Linked DNA regions of Homo sapiens: region 2 is linked to region 1. Evidence: chromatin contacts called from ENCODE Hi-C or POLR2A ChIA-PET data. All regions are on one chromosome and are shown on one strand. The core of a region is the stretch at or near the end of the contact, and the rest is flanking DNA. Distances in the headings are between cores, read along the strand shown. Region 1 overlaps AUTS2 (activator of transcription and developmental regulator AUTS2). Region 2 overlaps AUTS2 (activator of transcription and developmental regulator AUTS2).

Region 1 (6,553 bases), core at 2,623-5,122:
TAATGGTAGGTTCTTAACTGACTTTTTCAAATGCAAGGTAAAACTTTCTTTTCCTTTTCTTGTCTCCAGAGTACTGATGTGTAACCACTTAGTACCACTAATGCCAGGATTCATTTCTGTGCTACAGATGGTCAGTGAGATTATAAAAGCTCTGAAAAGGTTTTTATATAATTTGAGGTCTTCTCAGTTGAGAGTTTGTGTCTGACATATTAATTCCTTCCCATCCACCCCCTGCCCCATTCTCAATGTAAACCATATGGGACATGTATTAAAAAACAAATTTCAGACATTTTCTGGAGATTTTAATTCAGTAGTTCTGGAATAGGTTGCAGGAATCTGACTCTTAACGATCAAGCACATTTGATATTCAGACAACTCTATTGCATCCTCCAGAAGCTCCAGGATTCTGTATATAATTTGTAGGATATACTTGCCTCTTCTATGTCAAGTCTCTTACCCAGTCTGATTATGTGAGATGTCTTAAACAGAGCGTTTTTTCATAAACCTTTATGTAGGATAATACTACTCCTAAAACACTTTATTACATAGTTTTTGGATTGGTAATGGCAAAAGAATGAGAAAGCACCTGAGGAGGCACCATTGTGAGTGATGAAACTGGGGTATCAGACCTGGTTATGAAAGGAGATGATAACCCTTGTACTGTTTTCAGACAGTTGCAGAGTTATCCTATGAAGGAGGAACCATAATTCTGGTGGCCCTGCAGAGCAGACCGGGGACTGATGAATGGATGCTGTGGGGGCTGAACATAAAGAGAACAGGTTTAACAGAAGGGACCAACATCCTTTGAGAGATACTACTTTTTACCTTCTAATTATTTAACCCATGAAACTATTATTTTCTCCCAAAGACACCTGTTTTTAGACTATCAGTTAATAAAAAGAATGGGGCTACTTAGGTGGAAGCTGGCTGAGGGGCACAAACAGATTAAGCCCCTTTTCTCCCCAGAGCTAGCAAGCAGTACCCTTAGCCAGAAGCCTTGGGCTCCATAGAAGTGGCCACAAACACAACTAGAGTATGGTGAGTTCTGTTCAGTGGAGGTGGCCGCACAGCCCCCTGACAAGGAGTCTTGTGAGCTCCGTAAGGGCTGGCCCTTATCTGATTTGCTGCTGTAGACAGCCAGTGCAGGGGACTAGCACAGAGGGCAGAGCTTAGTGAAATGTCTGTCAATGAAAGCTGTGGAGGACATTTGTATCTCACATTCAGTGCTGAATGAGATTTAAAAGTCCTTTCTAACATAAAAAGTCTGTGATCTCTGCTTCCAAGATTAATTCTTAGGTCTCAGTATGGATGGCCCAAGGATATAAGCTTTGTGTCTGCAGGGACTTTGTTTCCTATAGTGCTGGATTTCCAGTACGTAGACTAGCACCTGACATTAGTGGGCACTCAGTGAATATTTGTTGAATACATGCATTTGTTGAAAAAAGTGAAAATTGTTTAAAGTGGTACTTTGTGAACCTTTTTTTCTCTTTTTTCTGTCATCCTGGAGACTTCTCATTTAACCCCCAGTCTGTCTCGTGATCCATGCCCCATCCTTCCTTCATGCCTCACACCACCTCCTTCTCAATCTATACTTGGCAAAGAGGAATAAAGACGCTAAGGATATTGTGGTAAACCAAAGTCATCTCAGAAACACAGTGAAATTCCCTAGGCATCTGAATTGGGAAACCTATTGGCTGATTTGCTTTGACTTGGGTATTTCCTGTGATTTTCAGCCGGGATGTGCTCCTGTGCTCAGAAGTGAGGATCTGTTGTAGGTTTATGGCCTAGATTAATTGGGATATTTTGTGAAGTCTCTGAAGTGTTATCACTTCATCTTTATCCTTGCCTGCTATTCCTCATGAAAAGCATTTGAATTATTTTAGAGAAGATATAAATTTGCTTGTGTTATCCAGTGTCAGCTTAAAGCTGATTAGCATTTTGCATCACCTTTGCAACTCATAAATCATCCACTTACCCTCTCAGTAAGCAGGCTGTAAGTCAGCATGGAAGCACCTGCTGCAGCTTCTTGTCCTGTGATTTAGAGGACACTCCAGATTCTCTGCAGACCCTTCTGTGGTGTTATTCTCTGGTAAGGCTTCACCTATATGGGAAATGAGTAAAGACTTTTGGTGACTTTTTTTTCCCTAGGGAGTTCTTAAGGGTTACCCTGGACGAGAGACTTCTCAGAAATATAGTCTTTAATAAACCTGGTCCAGGCACAGGTTTGGTTCATTTGGCATATTTGTTGTTTTAAAAATTTTGGAGGTACTTTTCAACATTTAAAGTCCAGGACATTTCACATTTAAAAAAATCCAGATTTAGGGTTATTCCGGGAAAATCAGAACACCTGGCAGTGTCAGGCCATGCTGCATGCCTGGCTTCATTTGTTATTGAGAGCAGGAGTGCTCTAGGAAAGGGGTACAGATTTTCCATTTTGCTGTAGACTCTACCCCTCTCAGTTTTTCCATGGGAGTCAACTTTACTCAAAGTCCTGCACTGTAGATGCTTGAATTGGTGACATCCTTCTATGTTGTGCGAGTGTATAGATTGTTTTTTTTGTTTCTTTTTTGAGTAATATCAACCATTTAACTCAATTGAATAATAACAAGAGGCTAACATTTATCAAATGCTATTAATGTACCAAGTACTGTGCTAAGTGCTTGTAATATGTTTGTTTATATATTCTTTACAATTATCCTAATTGTATAGATGAGGAAGAAATTGAGGCAAAGAGAGGTTAGATAACTTGCTCAAGGCCACCTAGCTAGTAAAAGTCGGGCAGAGTCACTGTGGTGTCCTCAGAAGCAAGTCCCTGCTTGGGCTAGCATTTTTGCCTAGTCCGGGTTATCTCCAGAACCTGGTCTGCTCCTCATTCCCATATCCCATTAGGAACAGTGGGCATCAGTTGCAAAAGTAGATGACAGTAACACACTCCCTAAGTCCCCAGTCTGCTCCTGGGAGGAGCAGCCTGCCTTGTTCATGGCAGTCATAGCCACAGGGGGATGTTTGAAAGACAGCCCCTTATACAGTGTCTATTGATTTTCTTCACCCTCTTGTTTTGCTCATCCATCCTGTTGTTCTAGGATGCTTATTTGTCATGCATAAAAGCCTTGTTACAGTGAACCCAAACAAGTCATTGACATTTAAAATTAAATTGCAACAGGTATTGTCAATAGCTAAACTGCTCATTGACAGTGCATTGCTAATTGCATTGAGAGAACATCCTAACTGGGTATATTCTGCCAAATCAAATCGGAAACATTGGCTGTCTACCAGCAAATTCATTTTGACTTGCACAGAGTTTGGGGATCCACAGATCCCTCACCAATCTCAAAATACTGTGTTTATGGAAACGCTAATTATTATTTTTTTTTTTGCTGAGGTTCTTTGCAGAGAAGGGGAATTCTGATCATCTTCACTGACTGCTAAGCCAGGAGTCAGAAACTGTGCCTTTGGAAGGGAGAGAACTACAGATTTGGGGTGGAGTAAAGTTCAATGCAAGGGGGTCATTTGGGGAGGTGGGCCATCAGGTTCTTTATCTGTAAATCTAAGCCATATCCTTGGATCCATTTTTTTTTTCCTTCTCTCCTTTTTCATCCCCTTCTCTCTCTTCTATAGGTACATGGGAGGGGGACAAGGGTGGAGACACTTAATTTTTATTAAGCACTGTTCGTGGTATTTTATGTGAATTAATTTGTTTACTTCCCACAATGACCCTGGGGAGCAGATATGCTATCAGGTAAAAAAACTAAGGCACAGAGAGGGTAAAACTCTTCGAAAGAGTCTTGTGGTTAGTCAGCTTCTGTGAGAGTGAGAGTGGGCTGCCCTGAGGCCATCTGTTCCCTCTCCCCAGCTGATATTTTTGTGCTCTCAGGGTAAACATTTAAGCCTGTGAGTTAAACTCAGCCTTGGACTAGCTGAGTTCCTCTGGAGGCCTTGCAAGTAGCAGTTTGGTTGGCAGGGCAATTAAGTATGCTAGGTGCACTGTGCTGAACCCCAGGAGGGAGGGAAGGAATGGAATCTAGTCTTTGCTTGCGTTATACATGCTTATTGGTTTGTGGCAGGCGTGATTGATGCCAGAATCAAAATGACTTAAAGCAGCTTCCCTTGAGAAGCACTACTCTAACGGTTTTTTTTCCTCTTTGTTGCCCTAGGTCCCTTGTGAATAGGATTTAGCTCTGATTCAGCTGCTGCTGTTCTTTTGGTAATCAGTGTGGAGGAAGGAGATGAGGGCTGCTATTAATGGCTTCTTATTTTGCATTCTCCTAATCAGATATCCTGCAGTTATTAGTGTGAATGCAAGATGTTCGGTGGTGTCCCTGGGTGGTTTTCTTAGGTGTACTGGACTGTTAGCTTTCTAAGATGGAATGTTTTATTAGGTTCTGGCCTAGGGGGTTGGTTAGATGGGTGGAGGTTGTTAAAAAGCACTAAAGAAAAGGAATAGGATATAAAACCAATCTTCAGGGGGTGGGAATAACAACCCACCACCTTCACTTCCCTCCCCTCCTGCCCTGAAAACCTTATCTTGCTAATACCCTTCAGATATTAAAAGTGAAATAACAGAGCTATTTACTAGGCAGCTAAATGCAAATTCTCTCCCCCATTAGTTTTAATTAGGATGAAATCATACATTTAAATAACCACTTCTATTACTAATAACTGAACTTCTGATTCACTCTGAACCCAGGCAAATGCCTCTTCTGGTATGAATGGCCCACCTCTGAGTCATTCCGCACCTGCATATTGACACAGCCAGGCTCCTGATGTGGGTACACACATCTGGGATTTAAGGGCATGACTGGCATGTTGAATCTTGGGTATAAAGCTTTCTGCACTATACCCTGGGGACAAACAGGATAGCTCAACTGGAGAATAAAGAGCTTGCAAGCTCAAAAGAAAACAACAACCAAAAATACCTCAACCAAATTCTGCTCTTGCTTCTATCCTACTGTTTCTTTAGGTGTTTAAAGGGCTGTAGTTTTAAAAATCTCCCACCCACCTCATCTTTTTAAGTAAATGTCACAACAGTACTATGTCAATACAGTTGAAAATAAGTATTTGAGTTGAAAGAATTGGCTCTTTGAGGCTTTAACTATCAGATTTGTGCTAATTCTTTACTGTTTCCTTGACATAGTATATGCAGTCTGTGCTAAGAGAGTATGGATGTTGTCGTCGGTGTATAGAATGGTGGCTGTTGTAAACTTCTGTATGTTGGGGAAGGATTGAACCTGCTGTCTGGAGAATTAGAAACCAGCAGCTTGACTTAAATCCCTCAGTGTCACAACCAGCTAATGAAGGAGAGGACTGCTAAACTCCCAGTGGTCTTTGTGGCTACGAGGACTTACTCAAGTTTGAGACTATCTTTAGTGGGCCAATGACGTAGGAACACAATCAGCAGAGGACATGTAGTTTACAGCAGCCTGTAATGTGCCAGAGACATGACTAGCTGCCTCTTTGGCCCTGGGGAAGTGTGTCTGGCCCTGCTTGCATCCTCTGTGAGTGGGAATTGTGCCAGACACCAGCTAGACATGACCAGCTGCTTCTTCGATGTTCTGTGGACATGATTGGCTGTAGCTTTTGATCAGGACAGTGTTCCTAATGAAGTGTGACCAGCGTCATTTAGACAGGAAAGAATGACAGCTGATGTGCAAGAATTTTTCTTGATTGGCAGCATTTGGAACTAGTAACCAGAGAAGGTAGGTGGGGGGAGGAGAAGCCAGCTCTGATTGACAAGAGCTTATCTTTATTTAATCTACTTCTGAGGCACTGAAGTTGAAATCTTAGGCAAGTGAAAGAAAGGAAGACACAATTGTGAAACATAATTAAAGATTCTTGACAAAAACATACTTAAATCAGAAATGTCTTTTTTTTTTCTTTTTTGAGATGGAGGTTTGCTCTTGTTGCCCAGGCTGGAGTGCAATGGTGTGATCTTGGCTCACTGCAACCTCCACCTCCCGGGTTCAAGGAATTCTCCTGCCTCAGCCTCCCAAGGAGCTGGGATTACAGGCGCCTGCCACCATGCCTGGCTAATTTTTTTGTATTTTTAATAGAGACGGACTTTCACCATGTTAGGCTGGTCTCAAACCCCTGACCTTAGGTAATCTGCCCGCCTCGGCCTCCCAAGGTGCTGGGATTATAGGCATGAGCCACTGCGCCCGGCCAGAAATGTCTTTCAATAGGAGAGCAATGCAGAGTTTAGGTGTGAGGTTATCACTGCTCCTTCGGCTATGAGAAAGAGCTTTTGCCCAGGGATTGTTAATTTTTAGGCAAAATTTAAAGTGGCGATGGGCTTGGATAGTTCTAGCAATAAAAAAAGTTCTGCTTCTAGTTACCATCTTGTTGACTTTCCAACCTACTTGGAAAGATTTCCTTTGGAGAGGCCAAAAACAAGTGCTGTGTATGGAGTGTGGCCTGTGGTGGTAATTTCTCATCAACTCTTGATCCACTGAGGATTTAAATCTTAAGTCTTCATGTGCTTTGAGAAAAGATGACAAGCGGAAATAGTATGTTTGTTTCCTAAGGACACACATGTGATTTCTGAGAGCTGATTGTA
Region 2 (5,832 bases), core at 3,116-5,615, 220 kb after region 1:
TGTCATGTAGGTGCTATTTTTGTCCACATTTTTATAGATAAGGTGGCTGAGACTTAGAAAAAGCTAACACCACTTGCCTGTGGTCATAGAGCTAGCAATTAGCAAAGCCATTGCTTCTAACCAGTGTGCATTTTGCCTTGCACAATAAACTACATTAAAAGATTTACTTTAGTTTTTCTACCTCCCAATTGAAGCCACTATCAGATATATAGTCTAAACTTAGATTTGATTCTGTTTAGAAACACTTAATGTTCCTAATGTTATCAGGAAATTTGCTGTTCATTTTTTCAAGATCTGAGTAGAATGTCACATTCTCCATGAACTTTCCATGATGCTCTTCTTCCAAATGTTTCTGTAGCACCTGGTTGTAGCCTGGCTCTTAGGATTCCCCTGTCTGTGCTCTGGACTTCTTTAGAAGCACCTTGTCTGGTTCAGTTACTGCCTTTGTTTGTATTGCTGGCACATTCCTTTGTGCTTGGTGCATAGTAGATAATTAATAGATATTTGTTAAATTGAACTGGATGCTTAATAAATGTTTGGATCTAATTATGATCTTAACTCTGGTGTGTACTTCAGGTACTTCAGGAAGGTCATTGCAGCATTAGATGACTATGGAGACCCTCAGTGTTTTAGACTGAGATGACTTGCCATTCCTACAAGAGATCAATTGAATGAATAATTGGGGCTGATTTTTCCCTAAGTATTGCTTAGAACATATACTGTTTTTTTTCTCCTCAAAAATTGCCAGTTATATTGCCATACTGGACAAAATAAAACTGTTAGCTATATATCTATATCTATACCTATATAAATTTTAAAAACGTAGCACAAAGTTTCTGCACCATACTTTGTGAGCAGCTCTGTGTATTCCAAGGCTCAGAAAATCAGACTTTCAAAGCTAAATTTTACCAATATATATCCCATTGAAATTTGCATGAGCAAGCAGAAATAATGTGGATGTTGGAGTTAGGTAAATGAATCAAATCCTGGTTCAGCCACTTTCTAGGTATGTGATTTTGGGCAAGATATTTAATTTTTTTCAACATAGTTTTTTTATTTTTAAAATGGAAAAGTTATGCACTGGCAGATTTGGAGGATGAAATAATATGTTGGGAGACAGTGTGTTAAGTTACTTCTCAAAAAGTTCTATTATAATTATAGGTTGCTAATTTTTGGCATATTTTCATTTTAAAACTTTTATTCTAATTTCATTCTTAAACAGTGTAAGCATATTCACAGTAGCTTTTCTGATCACCTTATACCCAAGCACTGCCACATGACTTCTGGTCCAGTGTTCCAAGTGAAGGCCAAGTAATGTCAAGGTATGCTGTATACGGATTTTCTAGGAGTGTGAATAAAGAAGAGGAATGGAGCCATCCATGGATGGCAAAGTCATGCCGTTGCAATAAGTACTACATTTACATATTTAGTACAGATCCCATCTTAGAAAGGGTGGATTTGGTCGGGTGCGGTGGCTTACGTCTGTGTGATTTCAGCACTTTGGGAGGCTGAGGTGAGCAGATCGCTTGAGCCCAGGAGTTTGAGACCAGCCAGGACAACATAGCAAGACCTGTCTCTCTCTTTCTCTCTTTTTTTTTAAAGGCTCCCTGCTCATGAGGAATGGGGAGAGGGAAGAAAGGGTGGATTTGGAGAAGGTTATAGCAGTGAGTATGGCTGTAAATTTGCAAGGAATAACTTTTTTTATTTCCAACAGTGATTGCTTTAGATAAATATTTTATTGTAGATTTCAATATTGTTGCAATTGTATTTGACTCAGCAAAAATAGTTTTTATAATTTGTCAACAGAACTTCTTTAAAATGGCTTCCTAAGTTGTTTCAGCTAATTATGAGGTATGGTGATCTCAACCTCCTTCCAACCACTGGTCCACTCTTGAGTCTTCAGGCTTTTTTTTTTGCTTCAAGAGTAGCATTGTAAGTTTTTAGTCTTCAGAGAACAGGAAGAATTCTAGTTTCTCAGTTCTTGTTCTGATCAGGATTGTATTTTCTTTTCGTCAGTTTGTGCTCTGAAACTGCAGGGCCAGGCAGAGTCCATGCTACCTGATAAAGCATCTGGAACCATGGAAAACTGAGGGTGGATATGATGAGCCTCTCTAATACCAGAGATAGTGGACAGAAGCCATCCGTTTTGCATTTGGCTTTTTTGAGGACTCAGTAAATCCACACAGAGAATTAGCTAAGGCTGTTTGAGAAACAGCCTGTGGGATAATGAACACTTTTATGCTTTTTAAAATGACCACGGGGAGCCTCATCAGAAGAGGCGATTCCAGGATTCCAAGATGGCAGCTGGGTTTTTCATTGTTCCTGTGGGACTTGCACTGTGAAGTGTGATTGTAGCTGATTTTTCCTTTCAACAGGAATTCATTAGGGGTATCCATTAGCTAATGAACTATTGATATAAGAAAAAAGGTCAGTTATTTTAGAGAGGAAAAATGTGGCTTTAACTCTCGATTATTTGTGTGTTGGGTCCATTTGAAGGCTTCTTCCCCTGGCTCAAAATCTGGAAAACTGATTTGAAAGACCTTCAGTTTTATTTAGAAAGAAGGAAAAACAGATTATTTCAGTTACTTTATGTTTTGTGATTTTTACTCGATTTACCTAAAGAGAAAGTGCTCAGATTTAAATTCTAGGTACCTTCGTTGCTAATTATTTTTTACTGCACTTTTATGGCCATTTTTTATTTCTAAGGATTGAACCCTTTTTTTTGTAGTTTTCTCTCAAGGGCTAATATTTATATTTTTTTGCTTCCAAAAACTGTTAAAGTCTGAAAGTGTAAATTTATATTTGTGGTGTTTACTTTGTCCTTTAAATGTTTTTGTGTACCCATACTTTTTGTCATAAAGATGGAAAAATGATATTAAATTAACCAAATGAAAGTAATTAATGCTGAACATTCACTAAATTATTAAGATGTTAATGTGATTCCAAATGCAGATAGTTCATGGGCAGCAGCATGTGTCCTGGGACTCCCCCTCAAAGGTTGGCAAGGTTTGGGCAATTTTGAGGGAGGGAGTTAATTCTTAAGTAGTAAGCTTTTTCGTTTACCTCTACTATTTATAAGCTAATATGCAGGATCATTGTAAATTAGTGAAAAGTGCATTCCATTGAACTAGTAGTTGTAATACTGGGTTAAATATCTAAGTTGTGTGACTTTGGGCATGAGTTTCTGCCTCTGTGGGTCTTATTTTTCCCTGTTATCAGAACTGTAGCATTGGACTAGATCATGTTTCCTTGTGTGTTTTTTGGAAAATGTGACAATATACTAGGACCTACATGAAGTCACAGTATAAACACCCAAGGGACACAACAGGCATATCTTCCTGCCTTTCATATCTATTCACTTGAGGCTTTTGGTAAGACATTAATTTTATACTTAAGCAAACATATTAAAGACTGAAAGGAACTCATATATCTTCATATAGTGTTAAAGATATTAACACAAAAATGAAAGAAATATTGTCCATACAGCAGGCCACAGATAGATATCCCTTGTTTTGTGATCAGTCTTTTCTGCTATGGAGGGCACTTTGGACACATTTGAGGATCACTGCATTAGATGACAGGAAATGTGTTTCTTCCTATGCTCAAGTTGTGTAGCCATGACATTTGAGGATATTTACATTTTGAATTTCCCTCCTCCCTCCCCTAAATTAGTGGCATGTTCTAGAGAAGGGTTCATGTGCTTTATTTACATAAAACCTATCTCAATGTTGTTTGATAAGAATCTGTTAAGAGATCTTGTCCTAAAAGGATGGCACTTAGTGTTGGAACTGGAGAATGGTGGGGTGTGAGGAGTTAAAGTAATTCCCTAAGCACACTAGACACGCCTGATGCCCCTTTCAAGCCAGTCTGCTTCCACGTGGTGATTCTTTCTGATTCCCATTATCACTGTGTCCCCCTCACCCCTGCCATTTAGCCTAGATTCTGGCAGAATGGAAATCCACGTTTCTGAATTTAGTATGATTTTTTTTTCTTTCCTTCTATTCTCAGCAACAATAAGTACTCTTGATGGCAGCTGCTGTATTAAGCCCAAGAGCTTAAAAGATTAAAGAAACCACTAACAGCAGTAAGGAGGAAGTTTAAGGGCCTGTTTTTCTGAAGGTTTGTGTTTTCATTCTGATGGTTGAGTAGAAAATTACAAACAGGTTGTGTTCGGCAGCTGGAATGCTCTCCAACATCTGGGGAGACCCAGCCTTCTGTTTATTTCCCATTCATTGGAAGGGTGGCCAGCCAGTAGCAGAAACTGCAGGCAGAGATACTAGAACTCTTTGGGTACATAAGCCGTTAGAAATTCTTTTTTTGTAGAAATTTCTTCATAGAAATACCTTGTTCTCTATTTTTTCATAAGCTTGACTGAGCACTTAACTTCAGGTCAGTTGCTGAGGAAGAGGTCTGAAGGTAATATTAGTACCCCCCCAACTACTTTCAGCTGGAAACAAGAGTTGTTTGGGCCCTTACTGAGTTCCTACTTTAGAGTCAAGGGCTGGCCTTCCCCTGCATCTGTCTGCATATACCTCACAGCTGAGCAGATAACATATTTGTGCAGCTATTCCCTTATGATTTCCTCTCTATTAGAGAGAGGTGGAGCCTATGACAGACTGCAGAGTGTTTGCTCCATTCTTCCCCACCCCGTAGCTTTACTGAGGTATAGTTGATAATTAAAGTATTTACATATATTTAAGGTATATAGCTTGATTATGAGATATATAAGTATACATTGTGAATATTCAAAATCAAACTAATCAATCACTCCACATAGTTACCGCTTTTCTTTTTATAGTGAGAATACTTAGTATCTACCTTCTTAGCAAATTTTATTTATGCCACATAGTGACTATAGTTAACAATATTATATACTCAAACCCAGTTATTTTAATTTTTAATTTTTTTAGAGCTAGGATCTCGCTCTGTTGCTCAGGTTAGAGTGCAGTGGTGCTATCATAGCTCACTGCAACCTCAAACTCCTGGGCTCAAGCAGTCCCGCCATCTCAGCCTCCCAAGTAGTTAGGACTACAGGTATATACCGCCATGCCTGGCCTAATTTTTATTTTTAGAGATGAAGTCTAGCTTTGTTGCCCAGACTGGAATGCAGTGGCATGATCATAGCTCACTGTAGGCTCGAACTCCTGGGCTTAAGTGATTCTCCTGCCTTGGCCCCCCAGTTGCTGCGAGAATGGTGCCTTGTTCTCAAAACCATTTTGTAAAAAGTAATGTGCTGGCCAAATAAAACAGAACGCCAGTTTGTTATTTTTGGACAGCTTCATTATTTTGTACATGGGAAAAGAGAAGTTCGAAGTTTTGCCTTATGCAAGGTCATAAAGCTGGTCAGTGGCCCAACCAGGTTTAGAACCTTTATCTTTGGGGCTATTTGAGAAATTCAAGTGATCCCAGTTCAATCATTAGTGGCATTTGTGGTCTTCAGTCTGCACTGAGCAAGGGTTTCATGTTTGGTGTCTAATATTTTAGGATTATTAGAGCTAATCTAGCCTTTGGAGAAGCCAAATGGATTTTGGGGGTTGTCTGTAAGAACCCATCATGATGGCTGGAACAGCTCTTAAGTGGAACTTCTACATAAATCAACTTGCATTTGTTCTGTAACACCATGTGAATTTTCCTGAATTTCCAAGTAAATATATTTTGCATATTGCTTACAAATTGCTTAGGCTGTCTTCATGAATAATGAAAGCTGTGCTGTAGGAAGCTGGATATTAAGAAGGGGTGTTTTTAAAAACAGTATTTCATTTCTTTTGCTTATATTTTCTGTAGCCTCAAGGGTGTGTTCAGAGGTGGTAGGGAGGGAGGGTGCTGTTAAGG

What was found. A loop is a pair of places that touch in the nucleus more often than their neighbours do. ChIA-PET counts read pairs that join two places held with the same protein, here RNA polymerase II (POLR2A). Pooled maps may share reads with other maps.
Region 2: a loop to region 1 is called in a pooled map, with 2.0 times the contacts of the local background. The contact joins two enhancer-like sites. A Hi-C loop is called at or near these places in 1 of 37 single-sample maps with no recorded cell type and 2 of 50 pooled maps. POLR2A ChIA-PET finds 5 or more read pairs at or near these places in 2 of 52 experiments (OCI-LY7 and activated CD4-positive, alpha-beta T cell).

Annotation. Positions count from the first base shown.
Region 1 is chr7:69,734,661-69,741,213 of GRCh38, forward strand. The region is part of intron 1 of AUTS2 (activator of transcription and developmental regulator AUTS2); the gene reads left to right. Among named protein-coding and RNA genes, the nearest start is that of AUTS2, 140 kb to the left of the region's middle. Within about 2 kb of position 3,873, at least 3 of the 41 ENCODE cell types and tissues checked have a DNase peak (open chromatin) inside an H3K27ac peak, as active enhancers do; they include OCI-LY7, where a contact is called at or near this core.
Region 2 is chr7:69,949,391-69,955,222 of GRCh38, forward strand. The region is part of intron 2 of AUTS2 (activator of transcription and developmental regulator AUTS2); the gene reads left to right. Among named protein-coding and RNA genes, the nearest start is that of AUTS2, 350 kb to the left of the region's middle. Within about 2 kb of position 4,366, at least 2 of the 41 ENCODE cell types and tissues checked have a DNase peak (open chromatin) inside an H3K27ac peak, as active enhancers do; they include OCI-LY7, where a contact is called at or near this core.